Regions from separate parts of the Homo sapiens genome. Here region 2 is linked to region 1. Evidence: chromatin loops called from intact Hi-C (ENCODE). Cell type or tissue: dorsolateral prefrontal cortex. All regions are shown on one strand. Links, peaks and the distances in the headings refer to the core of each region. The heading gives the core; the rest is flanking DNA.

Region 1 (10,810 bases), core at 1,717-9,716:
TGGGCTCCCCGCAAAGGGGAGCAAACCCTTCCCCAGTGACAACCAAAACTGTCTCCAGACATTCCCAAATGTCTGAGGCAGACAGCGCAGAGTCGCCCCTGGCTGAGAAACCCATCCTACGGCCCACTCCCCATGAGGGCTCATCGAGGATAAGCCTCCTCTTCCTCTTCCACCCAAGAGTAGAAGAAAAGCACTGGAATGCCACGGCGCCAGATCCTTACCAGTCATGCGGCACGGGCTGGGCCACCTCCCAGCCATAGTTGGGGGCATCTTGGATCAGGCCTCCCAGCAGTGCCGCCTGGTGCATCAGCTTCTTGGGGATGCAGCCCACGTTGACGCAGGTGCCGCCGAGGCCCCACCGGGTGCCTGGGACGTGGGAAGAGCACATTTGAATTTATGTTCAGGTGACTGCTGGAGGCTTCCCTGTTCTTCTAGAGTGTTTGGAATTCCTTAAAGTTGCTTTGTAACTCTAACACAGACCAGCTGACATGCCACACGAATCTGCTCTCTATAACTGTACTCGAAAATAAAAACAGTTGTTTTTACTTTTTAATATTTATTAATTTATTTATTTGAGATGGAGTTTTGCTCTTGTTACCCAGGCTGGAGTGCAGTAGTGCAATCATAGCTCACTATAGCCTCGAACTCCTGGGCTCAAGTGATCAAGGCCTGCCTTGGCTTCCCAAAGTGCTGTGAGTACAGGCGTGAGCAACTGCACCTGGCCAGAGTTGTTTTCGATAATGGTCAAGAACTTTAAAGTAATGATGAGTGAAACAGGACACTGTCCAGAAACCATGGACAGCAGGGCTGAAGGACTTTGGTGTCAGCTGCCCTCTGTACAGGAACTGGGCCCACCTCCCACCTCCTTCCCCAGGACACCCGGCTCCCATAGGGTGCTGCCTACCTTGGGGAGAAGGTTCCACGTAGTCCACCACGGCCACCTTCCTTCCCAGCTGGGCGGCTGGAAGGATAAGGAGAGCAGCAGGTGAGCATGGGGAGCTGGCTCAGGACTCAAGAACAGGCACTCCTCAGGGCTTGTGAGGTCCAGAAGAGTGTGGGCAGGGCCTGGGCCTGCGGCTGCCCACACAGTGGCTGAGCTGCGCAATGCTAGGGACCCCTGATCTGCCTCTGCGCTCTGGCCTGCTGAGCTGCGCTGCCTGCTGGCTCTGCATTGAGTCTTCCAGTCTCTTTCTGGCACTGCCCACCCAGCTGCGCTGCCCACAGGCAGGAGCCCTCAGACCTCTCAGGGCCCGCAGCCTTTGTACCATCCACCCCTCACAGTGCTGGCATCAGCCCCACCTGCCCCTGCATGTTCACGTTCACCATAAGCCCAGTGCCCACCCAAGCATCCCTGGGTGGCATCCCCCAGGTAGCCACTCACCGGGAATGGCTCCTGACTCAGAGGCTCTCCCTTGCCCCTTCCCATCCCAGCCAGAGCCCCCTAGGTGGGCATTCGCTGCCTCACTCTCAGGACCAGGACACCAAAGCTCAGGAGAAGTGACGCAGCAGCCCCAGGGTGGACCAGCCCCAGAGCAGGAGCCGAGACCTGACTCCAAACCACACTTCCCGCTGCAGAGCCACCCAGTTGCCCTCCCAGCCAGCAGTGTGGCCACCCAGGGCCACAGGTTCTGGGGCCAACTCAGAAACCATTAGCCAGGACCGGGCATGGTGGCTCACACCTGTTATCCCAGCACTTTGGGAGGCTGAGGAAGGTGTATCACTTGTGGTCAGGAGTTCAAGACCAGCCTGGCCAACATGGTAAAACGTGTCTCCACTAAAAATAAAAATTAAAAAATTGGCCAGGTGTGGTGGTGCAAGCCTGTAGCCCCAGCTACCCGGGAGGCTGAGGCAAGAGAATCGTTTGAGCCCAAGAGGCAGAGGCTGCAGTGAGCAGAGATCACACCACTGTACTCCAGCCTGGGCGACAGAGCAAGACTCTGTCTCAAAAAAGAAAGAAAGAAAAAAAAAAAAAAACATTAGCTAGGGCTAATTTCAAGCTTCCATTTGCCCGGGCTTGGGCACTGCATCAGCAAACTTCAGGCCTTGGACTTGACTGCCTCCCAAGGCACACACAAATCTCATGAACCCTAAAATGCCAAGGAAAGTGTTTGATTCGTGGCTATTAGAAAGCAAGATTAGAACAAAGTTTTGTAAGAGTTCATTTTTAAAATCCATTTTGCTTGGCTGGGTGCAGCGGCTCATGCCTGTAATCCCAGCACTTTGGGAGGCCAAGGTGGGCAGATCACGAGGGCAGGAGATCGAGAACATCCTGGCTAACACGGTGAAACCCTGTCTCTACTAAAAAATACAAAAACAAAATTAGTTGGGCGTGGTGGCAGGTGCCTATAGTCCCAGTTACTCGGGAGGCTGAGGCGGGAGAACGGTGTGAACCCAGGAAGCGGAGCTTGCAGTGAGCCGAGATTGTGCCACTGTACTCCAGACTGGGTGACAGAGCGAGACTCTGTCTCAAAAAAAAAAAAAAAAAGCTAATGTCCACAAGGCACAGTGGCTCACGCCTATAATCTCAACACTTTGGGAGGCCGCAGCAGGCAGATTGCTTGAGCCCAGGAGTTTGAGACCAGCCTGGGCAATATAGCAAAACCCTGTCTCTACAAAAAATACAAAAATTAGCTGGGTGTGGTGGCATGCGCCTGTGGTCCCAGCTGCTCGGGAGGCTAAGGTGGGGGGATGGCTTGAGCTTAGCAGGTGGAGGATGCAGTGAGTCAAGATTGTGCCACTGCACTCCAGCCTAGGTGACAGAGCAAGACCCTGTCTCAAAAAAAAAAAAAAAAAAAGCCAGTGTGCCAGTGTGTAACTCCCACATCTGACCACGATGGAGCAGCAGGGCCCAGATTTACCCTCCCCCTGAAGCAACCCAAAACCCAGGTAAAATGCATGAAACAACGGGCTTTCAGGTACTCCATGTCAGGTAACAAAGGACCTGAGAGAGAGGAAACAAACATGGTGAGCCCTGGGGAGTCTCCAGGACCCAGCACTGCAGGCTGGGGAAGATGGGGAGAATCCAGCACAGGAGAGGGCTGAGAACTGGGGGAGACTGAGGCAGCCAGAGGTCATGCACAGAAGACAGTGAGGAGGGGGCTGCCCAGAGAATCTGAGAGATCTGATCGGCGCATGTGTCTTGGGAAACTACCTGAGACCAGACAGAACCACCTGGAAGGACTGGAGGGGACAGAGCCCACACAGGGCAGGGGACAGTGCCTGTTCCCAGAATCTGGACTGGGAAAAGCATATAATTCCTGGGGCGTTGGGTCATGCCCCAGTAGTTGAGAATCATTAGCCCTAGACTGGGCACTGCTCCATACCCACCTAACAAATCTTTTGCAGAAGACCCAAAAGGATCAAACTGACTCTTAATAACTGCATCCCAGAACAGAGCTCAATAATAGTATTTCTAGAAATACAAAAATGCCCAGAACCCAACAAGGTAAATTCAAGTGTCTGGCATTCAACCAAAAATTACCAGTCACACAAAGAAGCAGGAAAATACACCTATAAAGGGGACAAAAAAAAATCAGTCAATGGAGACTGACTTGGAACAGACACAGATGTCAGAATTAGCAGAAAAGATCAATAAAACAGGTATTCTAACTATTCCATACTTTTTTATTTTTATTTCCTTGCTTAGATGCCTCACTTGTGTGCCCTAACTCCACCTTATCACATATGATGAACTATCTGTTCATGTGTCTGTCTCGGTAACTAAACTGCAGAACTCCGTCAGTCAGGGGCTTTGGTCCTGGTTTGTCTTTGTTGTTCCGGGTCCTGGCCCAGAGCTTGGACCACATTAAGTATTCAAATGGTTTGTTGAAGAAATTAACATGTTAAAAACAAACCTTTCTCACAGAACACTGTTCCTCCTTCAGTGTTCAAGATCCCAGACCTTTGGGTCCCTTTTTACCTACTTACTCCCTACCAAAAGTTCTCTCTCCTTCGACTCCAGGGTGGTTTTATAAACCTCTTATGCATCTCAACTTGCACTATATGGTAGCTACTTTTCACAGCTACAGACTTTTGGTGTGGGAAGGATCTTTTTTTCTCTTTTTTTGAGATGGAGTCTAGCTCTGTCACCCAGGCTGGAGTGCAGTGGCGTGATCTTGGCTCACTGCAACCTCCACCTCCTGGGTTCAAGCGATTCTCCTGCCTAAGCCTCCTGAATAGCTGGGATTACAGGTGCGCACCACCATGCCCGGCCAATTTTTTTGTATTTTTAGTAGAGATGGGGTTTCACCATGTTGGTCAGGCTGGTCTTAAACTCCTGATCTCATGATCCGCCCACCTCGGCCTCCCAAAGTGCTGGGATTACAGGCGTGAGCCACCATGCCCGGCCAGGAAGGATATTATATGCAATTTGTTCTACCTGCTTACCTGAAGTTTGAGTCTCCTTCATAACATCCTCACCAAGTGTTCACCTATGCCTGGTGCCTTTGTCTGGGAATGTATTGCCTTCCCAAGTGGCCATTTAATTTTGGGAACTCTCCCAATATAAAATTTCTCCTCATATTAATTGGAAATGTTTTCCTATAACTCTTAACTATCTCCACCCCCTCTCCCACATGCCCACTCTTTAAAATTTAAAACTATTTTTTTCCTTTCCCTTAAGTTTTCTCTTTTTGAATTCCTTCAATGATGACTTTCAAGGATAGATTCCTTCAACTAGGATAGTTTAGGTCACTTCTCTCCAAATGACCCACCTTCTCCAAACCTCTGTTCAGAAGGGGCTGCGATGCTCCCAGTAGGAAGTCTGAGGCCCTAAAAATGGGCAGCTCTCGACCTGTCCTGGCTCTGGGCTGTATCAGCCTTGAACTCGGTCACATCAAACATCTGACTTATAGAAGTTAACAAGCAGACTGGGCGTGGTAACTGACGCCTGTAATCCCAGCATTTTGGGAGGCCGAGGCGGGCAGATCACCTGAGGTCAGGAGTTCGAGACCAGCCTGACCAACTGTAGTTTCACGACCAGTAGTGAAAGCTCGTCTCTACTAAAAATACAAAATTAGCCAGGTGTGGTGGTGGGCGCCTGTAATCCCAGCTACTCGGGAGGCTGAGGCAGAAGAACTGCTTGAACCCGGGAGGCAGAGGTTGCAGTGAGCCGAGATGGCACCACTGCACTCAAGCCTGGGCAACAAGAGTGAAACTATGTCTCAAAAAAAAAAGTTAACACAGCATTCACTGAAACCCCTGAGGCTTTTTTTTTTTTTTTTTTTTTTCAAATCTTGTGGACTTCTGACTGGTACAACTGCAGCTGCCTTGCCTGGTAACTTGGGTACCTGGTTTGTGGGTCCAACTGCAGGCCATTCAGGTAGACTTGATTTTTTTTTTAATTTAAAAAAAGGCTTTTTTTTCTTTTTTCTTTTAAAGAGACAGAGTCTCACTTTGTTGCCCAGGCACTGGTGTGCAGCGGTGCGATCACAGCTTGCTTACGCCTTGACCTCCTGGGCTCAAGCAATCCTCCCAGCTCAGCCTCCCAAAGTGCTGGGACCACAGGCACACACCAACGCCCAGCCCTCAGTGGTTTTGATGGATTAGTGTATCCCCAGACCCTCCGAAGGGGAGGACAGTGCCTTATCTCTCTCTTTCTTCCACCAAGAAGGCCACAACCGGCCTTTTAACCTTGATCCAAGCGAGGCTGAAAAGCAAACAGGGCGTTCATCTTCATCCTTTATAGCCACATAGCCACATCTCCCGCCCACAAGCAGATTCCACCACCCCCCGCACCCTAAGGCCCAGCCTCATCAGCTGCAGCATCTTCACCTGGCCTTTCACACTGAAGCAGAAGGGGTGACGGTTTACTTTCAGCTGCATGGTCTCCATCATACCCGTAGACCCAACAGCTGAGCTTCCCCTCTGTCCCTTCTCCTCAGCTCACTGCCCCACTAGCCATTCTGCATGTTCAAACAGTGCAGGAGCAACATGGAAGATATAACCAAAGGCTCAAGCTGGATTGTAGAGATGAAAACTACAATACAGGAGATGAAAAATACACTGGACGGGATTAATGGCAGGTCAGATGTTGCAGAATCTTTTATTGGTGGGTTTGAAAACATAGGAATAGAAACTATCCAAAATGAAACGCAGAGTAAGAAATGTTTCTAATGAAAAGAGCATCAGTAGGTTGTGGGGAAGCTTCATGCAGCCTAATATACATGGAATTAAAAGTCCCCACATGTGAGGGGAAGAAGGAGGGACTCAAGGCCAATGAAAAGAGAAAATCCTAAAAGCAACCAAGACACACTACAGAGACACTAAGATAAAAATAGTAGCAGATTTCTCACTGGAAACAATGCAAGCCAGAAGTCAGAGGGGCAAAATTTTTAAAGTACTGAAAAAAAAAAAAAAAGCGGGGGGCCAGGCATGGTGGCTCACGCCTGTAATCCCAGCACTTTGGGAGGCCAAGGGGGGCGGATCACAAGGTCAGGAGATCGAGACCATCCTGGCTAACACGGCGAAGCCCCGTTTCTACTAAAATCACAAAAAATTAGACGGGCATGGTGGCATGCGCCTGTAGTCCCAGCTACTCAGGAGGCTGAGGCAGGAGAATGGCGCAAACCCGGGAGGCAGAGCTTGCAGTGAGCTGAGATCGCACCACTGCACTCCAGCCTGGGCGACAGAGCAAGACTCCATCTCAAAAAACAAAACAAAACAAAACAACAACAACAAAAAAGAAGGCAAAATAAAGACGTTTTCAGACATACAAAAGCTGAGAGAATTCATTACCCCCAGAGCCATATTACAAGAAATGCTAAAGGATGCCCTTAAGGTAGAAGAAAAATACCAGATGGAAATGTGGATCCTCACAAAGGAATGAAGAGCACAGAAATACAATGGGTGAGTATGTGAGATTTTCTCACACGATTTAAGTATATTTTAAACAAAAATAATAATGATGTATCATGGATTTATAACATGTAACAGTAAACACATGATATAATAACATAGAATGAAGGTTAGGAGGGGTGGAATAGATGTATGCTTTTTTAAGGGTAGACTGGCAAGTTAAGGTACATGCCATAAACCCTAAAGCAACTCAAAATAAATCAAAGACCTAACTGTAAGAGCTTGAACTATAAAATGCTTAGAAGAAAACACAGGTGTAAATCTTTGTGATCTTGGATTTCTTAGCTATGATACCAAAATCATAAGCAACAAAGGAAAAAAATAGATAAATTAGGACTTCACCAAAATTTAAAACTTTTGTGGCACAAAGGATACCATCAAGAAAGTGCAGGGCCGGGCATGGTGGCTCACGCCTGTAATCCCAGCACTTTGGGAGGCCGAGGCGGGTGGATCACCTGAGGTCAGGAGTTCAAGACCAGCCTCAACATGGAGAAACCCTTTCTCTACTAAAAATACAAAATTAGCCAGGCGTGGTGGTGCATGCCTGTAATCCCAGCTACTCAGGAGGCTGAGGCAGGAGAATTGCTTGAACCTGGGAGGCGGAGGTTGCGGTGAGCCGAGATTGTGCCATGGTACTCCAGCCTGGGCAACAAGAGCGAAACTCCGTCTCAAAAAAAAAAAAAAAGAAAGAAAAAGAAAAAGAAAATGCGAAGAGGCCAGGCACGGTGGCTCATGCCTGTAATACCGGCACTCTGGGAGGCCGAGGTGGGCGGATCACCTGAGGTCAAGAGTTCAAGACCAGCCTGGCCAACATGGTGAAACCCCATCTCTACTAAAAGTACAAAAATTAGTCGGGTATAGTGGTGTGTGCCTGTGGTCCCAGCTACTTGGGAGGCTGAGGCAGGAGAATCATTTGAGCCCAGGAGGCACAGGTTGCAGTGAGCCAAGATCACACCACTGCACTCCAGTCAGGGTGACAGAGCGAGACTCCATCTCAAAAAACAAAACAACGGCGGCTCACACCTGTTAATCCCAACCCTTTGGGAGGCCAAGGTGGGTGGAACACTTGAGAGGTCAAGAGTTCAAGACCAGCCTGGCCAGTATGGTGAAACCCCGTCTCTACTAAAAATACAAAAAATTAGCTGGATGTGGTGGTGCACACCTGTAATCCCAGCTACTCGGGAGGCTGAGGTGGGAGAATTGCTTGAGCCCGAGAGGCCGAGGTTGCAGTGAGCCGAGATGGTGCCACTGCACCCCAGCCTGGGCAACAGAGTCAGACCCTGTCTGAAAACAAACAACCAACCAACCAAAAAACAGCTGAAATGTCCAGAACAGACACATCCACGGATATAGGAAGTAGATTAGTGGTTGCCAGGGGCTGGGGAGAGGGGGGAAGAGACTGACTGCCAATGGGTACAGGGTATTTTGGGGAGAAACTAAAATGTTCTTGAATAACACAGGTTTGAACTGCACAGGTCCACTCATACATGGATTTTTTTTCAATAAATATAATCCCTTGACCGGGCACAGTGGCTCCCACCTGTAATCCCAACACTTTGGAAGGCCAAGGTGGGCGGATCACCTGAGGTCAGGAGTTCGAGACCAGCCTGGCCAACATGGTGAAACCCCGTCTCTACTAAAAATACAAAAATTAGCTGGGCGTGGTGGCAGGCACCTGTAATCCCAGCTACTCGGGAGGCTGAGGCAAGAGAACTGCTTGAATCCAGGAGGTGGAGAGTGCAGTGAGCTGAGATTGTGCCATTGCACTCCAGCCTGGGTGACAAGAGCGAAACTCGGTCTCAAAAAAATATATATATTATCTCTCCATATCAGCAAGTTCCAAATCTGTAACCAAACTCGGATTGGAAATACAGTACTCCACTGGACATGGTGGCTCATGCCTGTAATCCAGCACTTTGGGAGGCTGAGGCAGACGGATCACTTGAGCTCAGGAATTCAACACCAGCCTGGGCAACATAGCGAAACCCACCTTCTCCACCAAAAAAATACAAAAAGTAGCTGGGCATGGTGGCGCCTGTGGTCCCAGCCACTCGGGAGGCTGAGGTGGGAAAATCGCTTGAACCCGGGAGGTGGAGGTTGCAGTGAGCCGAGATTGCACCATTTACTGCAGCCTGGGCAACACATGAGACCTTGTCTCAAAAAAAAAAAAAAAAAAAAGAAAAGAAAGAAAGAAAGAAAAGAAAGAAAAAGAAAAAAACAGTATTCATAGGATGCAAAACTATATATACAGAGGGCTGACTCTGTATCTGTGGGTGCTTCAGGGCCAACTGCCTGACTCCAGTATGCACAAATTTCAGTGTCCATGGATTCTGCTAACAGCGGGAGTTCCTGAACCCAGTCGTCCTCGGGTACCAAGGGACAAATGCATACGTAATGTGAGGTATATCTCAATAAAACTATTCTAAAAATATGAAACACTTAGGGATGTATCTGATAAAATATGTGAAAGACGTAGACATTGAAAACCACAGGCCAGGCACCGTGGCTCATTCCTGTAATCCCAACGTTTTGGGAGGCCAAGGTGGGAGGATCATTTGAGCCCAGGATTTTGAGACCAGCCTGGGCAACACAGAGAGACCCTCATCTTTCTTTTTTTTAATAAAAAAAAAAAACTTGAGTAAAAAAGAAACTACAAAATGCTGCTAAAAGAAATGAAAAAATACCTAAATAAGAGATATACCACACGATCCAGTTGGTCCATTTTTAGGCACTTACCCAAAATAATTTAAAACATATATCCACACAAACACACAGACAGACGTTCACAGCAATACTGTCCACAATGGCCAAAAGGTGGAAACAATTCAAGTGTCCAGCTACAGGGGAACACGTACACGAAACGGCACAGCCATAAACAGAACACTACTCAGCAATGAAAAGCAAGAAACCATCGACACTCGCGCCAACGAAGATGAGTCTCAAGGTCATTACCCTGAGTGAAAGAAGCCAGAAGAGGAAGATGACATACAGCAGCATTCCGTTTATACGCAATTATAGAAAATGCAAACTATAGTGACAGACAGCACATGCCTGGTTGCCTAGGATGCAGAAGTGGGGGAAGCCGGAAGGAACTGCCAAGGTTTCAGAAAATGTTGGGGTGTTATGGGCTGAGCCATATCCCCTCAAAATCCCTATGTGGAAGCCCTAAACCCTAGCACTTCAGAATGTGACTGTATTTAGAGATAGGGTCTTCAAAAAGGTAATTAAGTTGGCTGGACACGGTGACTCATGCCTGTAATCCCAGAACTTTGGGAGGCCGAGGCAGGCGGATCCCTTGAGGCCAGAAGTTCGAGACCAGCTTGACAAACATGGTGAAACCCCGTCTCTACTAAAATACAAAAATTAGCCAGGTGTGGTGGCAGGCGCCTGTAATCCTAGCTACTCAGGAGGCTGTGGCAGGAGAATCGCTTGAACCCAGAAGGCACAGGTTGCAGTGAGCCAAGATCTCACCACTGCACTCCAGCCTGGGTGACAAAGCAAGACTCGCTTGCAAAAAAAAAAAAGAGGTAGTTAAGTTAAAATGAGGCCATAGGCCGGGCGCGGTGGCTCACGCCTGTAATCCCAGCACTTTGGGAGGCCGAGGTGGGTGGATCATGAGGTCAGGAGATTGAGACCATCCTGGTTAACACAGTGAAACCCCGTCTCTACTAAAAATAAAAAAAATTAGCCGGGCGTGGTGGTGGGCGCCTGTAGTCCCAGCTACTCGGGAGGCTGAGACAGGAGAATGGCGTGAACCCGGGAGGCAGAGGTTGCAGTGAGCTGAGATCACACCACTGCACTCCAGCCTGGGCAACAGAGCGAGACTCCATCTCAAAAAAAAAAAAAAAAAAATTAGGCCATATACAGGTACAGTGGCCACACTTGTAATAGCATTTTGGGAGGCTAAGGCAGGAGGATGGCTTGAACCCAGGAGTTTGAGGTTGCAGTGAGCTGA
Region 2 (10,810 bases), core at 2,469-10,468, 54 kb before region 1:
GTATTTTGCATTGATTTTCATGTGTGATGTGAGTCAAAGTTTGTTTTCTCCTTATGGACATCCCATTGTTTTAGCACCATTAATTAAAAGGACTGTCGTCTTCTCCATTGAATCACCTTGGCACTCTTGTTAAAATCCAGGTACTACATTTGTGCGGATCTACTTCCGGACCCCTATTGTGTTCCACTGATTTTTGTCCTCAGGCCCAAAGCATACCGTATTCATTATTGTAGCTGGCCAGGCACAATGCTCACGACTGTAATCTTTGGGAGGCCAAGGTGGGAGAATCACTTAAGGCCAGGAATTTGAGACCATCCTGGGCAACATAGCAAGACTCTGTCTCTATAAACAAAATGATAGCTTTATAGTAACACTTGAAATTAGATAGTGTAAGTCCTCCAACTCTGTTTTCCTTTTTCAAAATTGTTTTGGCCATTCTAGTTCTTCTGCACATACATGTAAACTTTGTAATCAATCTGTGAATTTCTATAAAAATAATCAGCCTGACAATTGCTCATGGGATTTTGATTAAGATTTTGTTGAATCTATAAATTTGGGGACATAGAACATCTTAAAAATATCTCATCTTTCAATCCTTGAACAGATTACATCTCTTCATTGATTTAGGTCTTCATTAATTTCTTTTCTTTTTTCTTTTTTTTTTTTTTTGAGACAGGGTCTCACTCTGTTGCCCAGGCCGGAGTGCAGTAGCACAATCTCGGCTTACTGCAACCTCCACTTCACAGGCTCAAACGATCCTCCTGCCTCAGCCTCCCAAGTAGCTGGGACTACAGGCATGTGTCACCATGCCTGGCTAATTTTTGTATTTTTAATAGAGATGGGTCTTACCATGTTGTCCAGGCTGGTCTTGAACTCCTGGACTCAAGTGATCTGCTTGTCTCGGCCTCCCGAAGTGCTGGGATTACAGGCATGAGCCACCGTGCCCGACCTTAGGTCTTCATTAATTTCTTTCAGGAATGTTTATAGTTTGCAGTGCATAGGTTTGGGCATGTTTTATTAAATTTATCCCTACACATTTTATGTTTTTTGATGCTACTGTAAATGGTACTTTTAACCACCACATGTCCTCACTCATATGTGGAAGGTAAAAAAAATGATCTCACATTAGTCAAAAGTAAAACAGAGGCTATTAGAGCTGGGGGAAGGGAGGGAGAGAGAGAGACGTGTTGAAGGATACAAAATTCCAGCTAGATGGGAGGAATACATTCTAGTGTTCTACACCACTGTAGGATGACTGCAGTTAACAAAAATGTATAGTTTCAAATAGCTAGGAGGAGGATAGCAAATGTTCCCTAACGCAAAGAAATGATAAGCGCTAGAGATGATGGATAAGCTAGTTGACCGGCATCTAATCACCACACATTGTATGTATTGAAACATCACTATGTACCCCATGGGTATGTGTCATTATTTGTCCATTTAAATTGTTTTAAATTTCACTTTCTGGTTGTTCATAGCTAATATATAAAAGTAGATTTGACATTTTCCCTTGAGTTCCTGCTAAATTCACGTATTAGGTCTAGTAGTTGTCTTATAGATTCCTTAGGAGTTTCCATGTCCATGATCGTGTCATCTACAATTAAAAACAATTGCGCTTTTCTTTCATATATATATGTTCATTTGTATATGACATTTGCATATTGATTTACCTATAATGTACATATGATGTGTACACATATGCATACATATCTATACAGGATTTTTTTGCCTATGTCAGTGGCCAGGTCCGTCAGTGACAATGTTCAGTGAAAGTGGTGTGAGTGGGCGTCCTTGACGTGTTCCTGATTTTAAGAAAGCGTTTGGTCTTTCACAATTAAGTACAGCGTAAGCTGTAGATGTTTCTCCTAAATGCCTTTTTATCAGGTTGAGTGAGTTTCCTTTTCATTTTAGTTCCTAGAGAGTTTTATTTTTTCGTAAATGGGTGTTGAATTCGGTCAAATGCTCTTTCTCTGTTGATATGATCACGGTATTATTCTTTGTCATTCTGTTAATGTGATAAATTACGTTGATTAAATGTTGGCTGTGAAATTGTCTTGCATTCCTGGGATAAATTCCATGTGGTCATAATGAATGCTTTGTACGTGTTGCTAAGTACAATTTGTTCACATTTTGTTAAGGACTTTTGCGTCTGTATTCTTGAGGGATGATGCTGGCCTCATAAAATGAGTTTGGAGGTGCTTCTCCCTTCTCTATTTTCCTAAATAATTGGTGTAATATTGGCATTATCTCTTCCTTAAATGTTTGATCAAATTAACCAATGAAACCATCTGGGCCTGGAGTTTTCTTTATGGGATAGAATTTAATTATTTTAATAGATATAGAGCTACTCATATTTTCTGCTGCTTCTTGTGTAAATTAAGGAATCTGTCTAGTTCATCTAAATTTTCAAATTTAGTGAACTAAATTTGTTCATATTGATTTATTCTCCTTTTAATGCCAGTAGTCTCTGTAGCAGTATTTCCTCTTTCATCTTTGATATAGGTAATTTTATGGCTTTTTATTTTCAAATAACCAACATTTTACCTTACTGGTTTTCTCCATTATTTGTTTCCTATTTTATTGATTTCCACTTTTATGTTTATTTCCATCCTTCTATTTACTTTGGTTTTAATTTGAACTTCTTTTTCTGTTTTTTGTGTTTTGTGTTTTTTTTTTTTTTTTTTTTTGAGACAGAGTCTCACTCTGTCGCCCCGGCTGGAGTGCAGTGGCGCATTCTCGGCTCACTGCAAGCTCTGCCTCCGGGGTTCATGCCATTCTCCTGCCTCAGCCTCCCAAGTAGCTGGGACTACAGGCACCACCACCACGCCCAGCTAATTTTTTCTGTATTTTTAGTAGAGATGGGGTTTCACCGTGTTAGTCAGGATGGTCTCGATCTCCTGACCTTGTGATCTGCCTGCCTCGGCCTCCCAAAGTCCTGGAATTATAGGCATGAGCCACTGCGCCCGGCCCTTTTTCTGGTTTCTTAAGGAGGTTGCTTAGGGCATAGATTGTAAACCTTTCTTCTTTTTTAACATAAGTATTTAAAGCTATAAATTTCCCTCCAACCACTGCCTTAGCTACGTTCTAGAAATATTGATGTGTTATTTTTTCATTGTCATTTAATTCAAAATATTTTCCAATTTCTCTTATGAGTTCGTCTTTGATTCTTAAGTTATTTAGAATGTGTTGTATAATTTCCCAGTTGGGAGCATTGCCAAGCTATCTTTTTATGATTGATATTTATTATTGTTGTTATGTCCTAGTGTATGGTCTACTTGGTGAAAGTTCCATGTGCAACTGAAAAGAATATGAAGTGTGAAACGTATGTGAAGAATGATGGTGGGACTCTGGTATAATCATCTTGGAAAAAGTATTTGTCATTCTTGTGTTAAACATATACCTACCTATGACCTAGCCATTTCACTCGTAGATGTTCATCCAAGAGAACTGAAAATGTATGTCTACACAGAAAGTTTTACATTAACATTCATTGTAGCTTCATTTGTAATAGCCAAAAACAACCCACCAGTAGGTGAGTGGATAAACAAAATTGGCGTATCTATACAATGGACCACCACTTACCAAAAAAAACAAAAAAGAAAAAAAAAACAGCTCCTGATACTGGCTTTTTAGATGTACCTCTTTGTATTTTAGTGGTTGCTCTAGAAGTTTACATTGTACATCTTTATTATAACCTACTTACTGTATATCTTTATTATAACCTACTTACTACCTACACCTTATATGTACTACTTCCCATTAAGTGTAAGAACCTTGCATCTGTATAATTAATTCCATTGGCAACCATGTTTTTGCTATTGCTGTCATATGTTTTTCATTAATATAAACCCAAATATACATTGTTATAATTCTTAAGTAATCAGTATTGTTTAAAGAAAATAAGAGAAGGAAAAATACGGTATTTTTCTTTACCTGTATATTCCCACTTCCTGTACCCTTCATTTCGGTCTGTCCATCTAAGTTTCCATCTGGGAAAATTTCCCTTCTGCCTGCAGAACTTTTTACTGCAGTTTTTGTAGTGCAGGTCTGCTGGTAAGGAGTGATCTTGGCTGACTTTATCTGAAATGCCTTTATGTCTGTTTAGGGTTTGAAAAGTAGTTCACTGCACATAGATCTTGGAGTTGCCTTCTTTTTTTTTTTTTTTTTTTTTTTTAAGACGGGGTTTCACCATGTTGGCCAGGCTGGTCTCAAACTCCTGACCTCAAGCGATCCGCCCACCTCGGCCTCCCAGAGGGCTGGGATTACAGGTGTGAGCCACTGTGCCTGGCCCGGAGTTGGCTTTTTCTTCTTTCTGCCCATACACTTTTTTCTGATGGGAAGTTGCCAGGCGTGTACAACATGTCCCGGCTGCTTTCAAGGTTTTCTCTTAATCTTGGGGTGTCCAAGAGTTTGACTGTGATAGGCCTGGCTGTGTTTCTTTATCCTTATATTGCTTGGAGTTTGCTGTGATTCTTTGATGTTTGTCAACAAATTCATGAAACTTTAGGTCATTGTTTCTTCAGTTTTTTTTTCCTGCCTCATTCTCTCTCCTCTCCTGAGACATCAGGATGTGAGTTGTTTTAATATTGTCGCTCAGGTCCCTAAGGCTGTTTTTTCATTGTTCTTTTTAATCTTGTTACTCTCTATACTTTTGATTGGAGAACTTTTTAAAAATCTCTCTTCAAGTTCATTGACCCTTACTTCTGCCATCTCCAATCTCTTCTTAAGAATACAGTCCATCCAGTTAAATGTCCAATTTTCACTTGTTATTTTTACCTTTACTTTTTGTCCTAGAATTTTCCTTTCTTTTTTCTTTGAGATGGGGTCTCCCTGTGTTGCCCAGGCTGGAGGTCATGCATGCAGTGGTGTGATCATAGCTCACTGCAGCCTCGAACTCCTGGGTTCAAGTGTTCCTCCCACCTCAGCCTCCTGAGTAGCTTTCAAGAGTGAGCCACTGCGCCCTGTCAACCATGGACACTTAAAAACAGAAAACATAGCATAAAGCCTTCATGCCATGCTTTACAGCCATGCTTTGAGCACCTACTATGTGGCAGGTACCATGCTGGGGACAAAAATGTGAAGAAGGGAGGCCCCTGCAGGGCAAGAGAGAAAGACAGGCTTTAGAGTAATCAAGAAACAGCATTCTGTGGGAGCCCTAAGCGGGTGCCTCATCTTGCCAGCTGACAGGGAGGACTCCTGGAGGGGAGCCTGTGTGTTGAATCTTAACCAATGAGGGGGCATTAGCCAGGGCAGAAAGAGGAAGGCACAGCTTTGGGCTGAGGGAACAGCATGGGCAAAGGCACAGAGGCCAGACAAGGCGGGTGCAGAAGAAAGTCCCAGGCAGGAGTAAAGGCAGTGTCCCCACCCACTGGGGGCCCCCACCGTGGTGGCTGTCTGGTCCTCACGGCGGCCCTCCGCGGGTGGGGTGGGATCAGAGCTTGTCTGAGCTGGTGAAGGCGGGACTCATCCCTGCTGTGTCTGGGCCTCCTGGTGCGGTCTTCCGCCCTGACATGCCTGGGCACCTGGGAGCTGACAGGTACAGCACCTTTCCAGAGATGTAAGGCACTGGATGGGAGACTCTGATCTGTAAAGAACTGGCTGATGGGAAGCGCCTGCTGCATTGATATGGCATCTCCGCCCCACCGAGGCTTTGAAAATCAAATACTCCCCAAGCTATGGAAACCCAACCACAGGCGGACTGTTAGGACTTTATTATTATAATCACTCGGCCCAATTCCAGCCACCGCGGGCAGAACAATGAGCCATTGAATCCTTGCAGAGGTCTCGCCTCTCCCATGGGCAGGGACCCGGTGCTGAGGCCTTGGCAGGGAGGGTGGTGGCAGGCCTGTGCGCTACTGCACAGCCCGGGGGCCCGTGGGGGGTCTGGGCTTCGGTCTCCTCACTCATCGAGCAGGAGGCCTGAAGAGAACACATCCGGATGGTGCTGCACTCTCCTGACATTCTGTCCCACATTGTGACCCTTGTAGGTCAGGAACTAACTCTGCTTCAGGGAGACCATGATGCAGAAGACACCAGCGTCCTTCGCAGTCCTCAGCATGCATGGCCTCGCCTATATAATCACAAAAAGGGAGCCTGTGGGGTGTTCCCGCCCCAAGCTGGGGTGCCTAGTATAGGGGTGGCCCTGGGAGTCCCAGCTGGGTCAGAGGCCAGCAGCCAGGGTAGAGGGCTGGGCACAGTTGGCTGCACCCCCAGCTGCTGAGTTACAAGGCCACACCACCTCCTGCCGGTGGCTCCACTTTATTCTCAAGCATTTGGTGTTATTTGATCACCAGTTATAAGCCAAAAAGATTCCAGTTTTAATTAGGGGGGAAAAGTTCCATTCTGTGGAACCGCAAGGCCCCATGATTGTCCCACGAAACCCTAGAGGCCAGGACCTCGCCAGGCTTGAGCCAGGTCTGCCCTGCCCTTCGGTCCTGCTTCACCGGCACCGCTGGCTTTGCATCTCCATGTCCTGAACACACTTGGGTTTGTTGGGCCTGGATTTTCACTCCTGTGGGTGCCCAGCCCTCTGCCCTGCCCCTGTGAGAGTCAGCTACCAACCAAAAGGCACAGCGGGGGAAGTTCTCTTCTGTCTCCAAAGAGTCTCTGCTTGTCCCCCTCACTGGGAAGTAAGGGAAGGCTCTGGGAACGCCAGCTTGGGTTTTGGGATTAGGGTAACCTGAGCACCGTACACCATGTCAGGGCTGGGATCAGGCAGGCTCGGGCCTAAGATGCTTTGCTGGGCCCCACAGACGGCCCCCTCGCTGTCCTCATAGGCACACAGGATTGGCTGGGGGCCAGGACAAGCAGGGCTCCAGAACCCTCTGGCGGCAGGACCAGAGGTCAGGGAGATTTGAGGGAGTTAGGCCACGCCTCGAGAGCAGGCATAGGGGAAGATGAGGGACAGAAGGGTGGTCAGGGTGCGGCAGGAGTGAGGCTCGGCTGCATCTGCAGGACAGCACCAAGGGCCCACGGGCACCAGGCCCAGGTCTGAAGCTGCAGCCCTGACGGTTCCCATGATCAAGTGTGCAGGGATTAAGGAGCAGTATCTGGAAAATGGGCCCACAGTCTTGCCTCTCTCTCCCAGGGTTGCCCAGAAGACCCATCCAGGGTGTTGACAGCAGCAATCACTGGCATTTAGTGCATGGACTTGGCCGCAGGGCGTAGGCACCGTGTGGGTTGTCGTCCTCCACTCCTGGCCAGTGCAGGCAGTCTCGGCTGCTGTCGCCTGTATTCCCTGACGACCCGTAGTGCCAGCCCGAGCTGGATGCTGTCACCGCCTGACGGAGCGCAGGGTGTCTGTGGCAAGTCCTCAACTCTTGGCCAAACTTCACCCTGCATGGTGGATTCTGGGAACAGAAATCGATGATGCCAGCCACGCCTGCCGGGCTTGGAGGTGGGCCCTGTGGCTGACGCTCAGGGGGCTGCTGCAGGTGAGGCCCAAGGAGCGCCCAGGTGTCCGGGGTCCCATCCCTCCCACACTCTGCCTCCCAGAACCCCGTCGGGGCTGCATCACATCCATTTCCTGGGTTATCAGTCTCGTGGCAGCTCTTGCCTGTTGAAGAATCTTCTGTCCAGCTATTTCCCAAGCTGAACATTCCAGGTTGTGGCTGGACAGGCCCTTGCCCGCCTGCCCCCAACCCTGAGCTCCTTCCTTCACTAGCCCACCAGCAGCTCGGCTCCCTGCAGCCGGCCCCGTGGGACCTGGTCTGGGCAGGGGCACAGCAGAGCTGGGATCTGCACAGCACTGGAGCACTGGATCCTGCCTGGAAGAGCACAGCCCAGAAGCCCCAAGCACAGGGGGGAGGCCCCTCAGCCCGGGCGCAGAGGGACATGGGAGCACACGGAGCCAGTTCCTCCCTGCCTGCCTTCTGCTCGGGGTGGCAGCCAGGACGCCAGCGTGTACCTCTTTATGCCCCTGCCTGGTCCAGGAAGAACCTCAGGCAGCTTGCAGGGCCATGCAGTGCCCAGCCAGAGAGCCCAGCTCGAAGATGGTGGTAGAGGAAGGAGACCAGGCTGGGCATAGGATGCTCCCGTGCCAGGCTCTGTTGAGCTCTGGGCTTCCGCTGGGAGGGCTGGGGAGGGGAGGGCCAGGGAGACAGAGGTGGGCTAGCCCAAGGACGCAGCCTGGGGGCCCATGGGAGGGGTCTTGTGGGCCAGTGGCCCTACCAGGACGGGCGTGGGGCTGCTGCCTAGGGCTCCATGGAAGCCCAGGGAGTGGGATCTGGAAGTCTCTCTCAGCAGCTGGCTGGCTCTCTGGCCTGGCCAAGCAGGCAAAAGTAGGGGCCAAGGTGCTGGGTGGATGGGCTGCGGGGTCCCTGGTGGCATGGGGGCCCACGTCCAGGCCCTGCTAGAGCAGTCCCAGGTGGGGGGTAGCTGGGTTGTGGAGAGGGACACCACCCCAGCACACTCCCATTCTAGTCTTCGCCCCATGTGAGTTGGGCTGAGGCCCCCACATGGGCTGGGAGGTCCACAGCCTGTGCATTTGGGGCCAGGAGAGGGCATCTTCCTCTACTGCCCAAGAGTAAGACCTGGCCCAGGCCCATCTGGATGGAGAGGCAGTTCAGAGGGAGATGCTTCCTGATGGGGCGCCCTGTGCCTGGGCCTTAATACCTGTAGGGGCTGCACCACCTGCCCTGGCCACTGATGCTGGCCCGCTGGCCTTGGGTGTAGACCCCCTGCTGCTTCCTGCTCCAGAGGGTGGGGATCCCCGTGTCTGGCAATGAATGACCCACACCAACCCTCCTGGACCCTGACTAGGCCCAAGGGTGGGAAGTGGCGATGAGTGAGGGCAGGTGGGCAGAGGCCAGCAGGTCTCATCAGGCTGGGCGGGAGGATCTCTTGCCCAGGACAGGGGCACTCAGGGACCCTGGGGAGGAGAAGTGGCTCCCAGAGGGACACGGGGTGGGGCAGCAGCCTGGGACCGAGACCAGGAGGCTCAGGTGGCTCTGAGCTCTGGGAGGCAGGAGTGGCCCCCACCCACCAGCCCAACGCAGACACCAACACGCTTCTCATGCCACCCACTGAAGCCAGGTGCCAACCTGTGCTCTCTTGGGGAGGGATGTGAGCATGGGGCGGTGACGCCACTAGGATGGAGCCTCAACCCGAGGTGGCCCAGGCACCTGGAGCCTCAATAGGGCCTGGAGGGGTTAGTGTGGCCTCATGGCCCTGCCCCGATGAGCACACTGCCCAGCCACCTCAGGGCATCCCTCATTAAAGGTCTTGGGTCACCTCCAGTTCTTGCCCAGTGTGTGAGGGGTAGGTGGGGGCCTCAGGCCTGCCTCTGGGTCCTGCTTCAACCTGGGGAGGGGACCAGGGCCCAGTGCCCAGGCACTGGCGGCACCTCCAAGCTGCTGCACTGGGGCTGGAGTGGCCGTGGGCCAGGTAAGGCAAGCAGGTGTCAGCCGAGGTGAGCTCATGTGCCAAGACCCTGTGGGAGGAGCCCAAACCCGAGGCCAGGAAACAGGTGCTCTCAACTGCAGCCCCACCAAACTGCAGCCCCACCTGACGCTGCTGCTCTCACAGGGGCAGCCCTGCCTGAGGGCCTAGCCAGCACTAAGGTCACCTCACGGCCAGGAGAGCAGGGCCGAGGTGCCCGATGGCTGCCAAGTGAGGCTAGGGCCAAGCAAGGGTGCAGCATGCTCAGGGAGGGGGCTGCAGTCTGAGCATCTCAGTTACCCCTCCCCTTGAGCTGATGACCCCTGCTGTACCCCCTGTCCACTCCTCAGAGCCCTGCCAGGCCCTGCCCTCCCCTGCTGCCCCGCTGTGGCCCTCGAAGCCCTCCATAACTGTGTGTCCCCTCCCCTGCATGTGGACCACCCAGGGGGCCTGGGGAACTGCCCAATGTCACTCAGGGGTGTTGGGGGCAGGAGAGGGTGACACTGCCCCATGCAGGGTGTGGCAGAGAGGGGCCACTCAGCCTCGCTGGGCAGCACCCCCCGCCCACTTCTCCTGCTCCCACGTCTTTGCGAGATCCGGTGCCACAGCAGAAGTGTGGAGGATGTCGCCGGGGGTAATTGCAGGTTACACAGAACAATCTGAGGAATTAAAGTCATATTTTTATTGCACCATAAAAACATGTGAAGGCGGCAGGACGGCGGCCGCGGGGCCAGGCGGAGAGCACCCGGCTCTGGCCCCACCCTGCACTCCCTGGGCCGTCTCCAGGGAGACGCAGGATCGAAACCACTGTTGGCCCAGCACACCGGTCCCACGCTGGGCAAGGGAGACCGGGAGAGCGGCCGCTTTGCCCACATTGCCCTGCTGGGCCCTGGTTCCTGCCCTGGCTGTGCAGCTGCCTGGGTGGGGGCTCTGGGCCAGTGTCCCACCAGAGTAGTGAGGTGTGGGGATGGCCTGTGCCTGCGGGGTCCCCTGGGCCTGGTCTGCAGCCAGGTGCCTGCCAGTTCAGCACCGGCCCTGAGAGGGCCTGGGGCAGCAGTGCTGGCCTCTTTGTGGCCACTCTTCACCTGCAGCACCCATTGCTTGTAAACTGGGCTGGACCCCTGCCTACCACTTACCAGGAGGGTATGAGCCCCTGTGCAGCAGGAGCCCAAGGACCCACGGCTGCCTGGGATGTGTGTGGTGGATGTTTTGGTCCCTCCTAGGGGATGTGCAGGCCGGCTGAATGGGCCACACAGCGTGGGAGAGCCGAGGTCACAGAGAGCAGGTGTGTGGTACACGGTGTGTTCTGGGAAGAAGGGGCACGCAGAGAAAACCACCTGGAGGGGCCAGTGGGGACATGGACGTGTGGGTGGCTCTCAGGCCACCAGCAACAGGTACTCCTGGTCGGCTGGGCAGACAGGGAGGCAAGAGG

The links. A loop is a pair of places that touch in the nucleus more often than their neighbours do. Peaks named below come from ENCODE experiments on the same cell type or tissue, not always from the same donor. Only the 100,000 strongest peaks of a DNase experiment are listed, where the experiment ranks them.
Region 2: a loop joins it to region 1, with 4 times the contacts of the local background. A loop is called at or near these places in 13 of 110 quality-filtered maps.

The regions. Positions count from the first base shown.
Region 1 is chr22:19,918,639-19,929,448 of GRCh38, forward strand. It overlaps TXNRD2 (thioredoxin reductase 2), which reads right to left. Exons shown (of 18, transcript NM_006440.5): 3 at 905-961; 4 at 222-366. Among named protein-coding and RNA genes, the nearest start is that of COMT, 18 kb to the right of the region's middle. In dorsolateral prefrontal cortex, for the core only: no CTCF peak of the experiment used is centred there; no DNase peak of the experiment used is centred there.
Region 2 is chr22:19,863,544-19,874,353 of GRCh38, forward strand. It overlaps LOC124905080 (a long non-coding RNA gene), which reads left to right. Exons shown (of 2, transcript XR_007068005.1): 2 at 3,264-3,876. Among named protein-coding and RNA genes, the nearest start is that of RTL10, 14 kb to the left of the region's middle. RefSeq lists an enhancer at 5,128-6,070. In dorsolateral prefrontal cortex, for the core only: no CTCF peak of the experiment used is centred there; a DNase peak (open chromatin) is centred at 5,748; H3K4me3 peaks cover 587 bases; H3K27ac peaks cover 679 bases.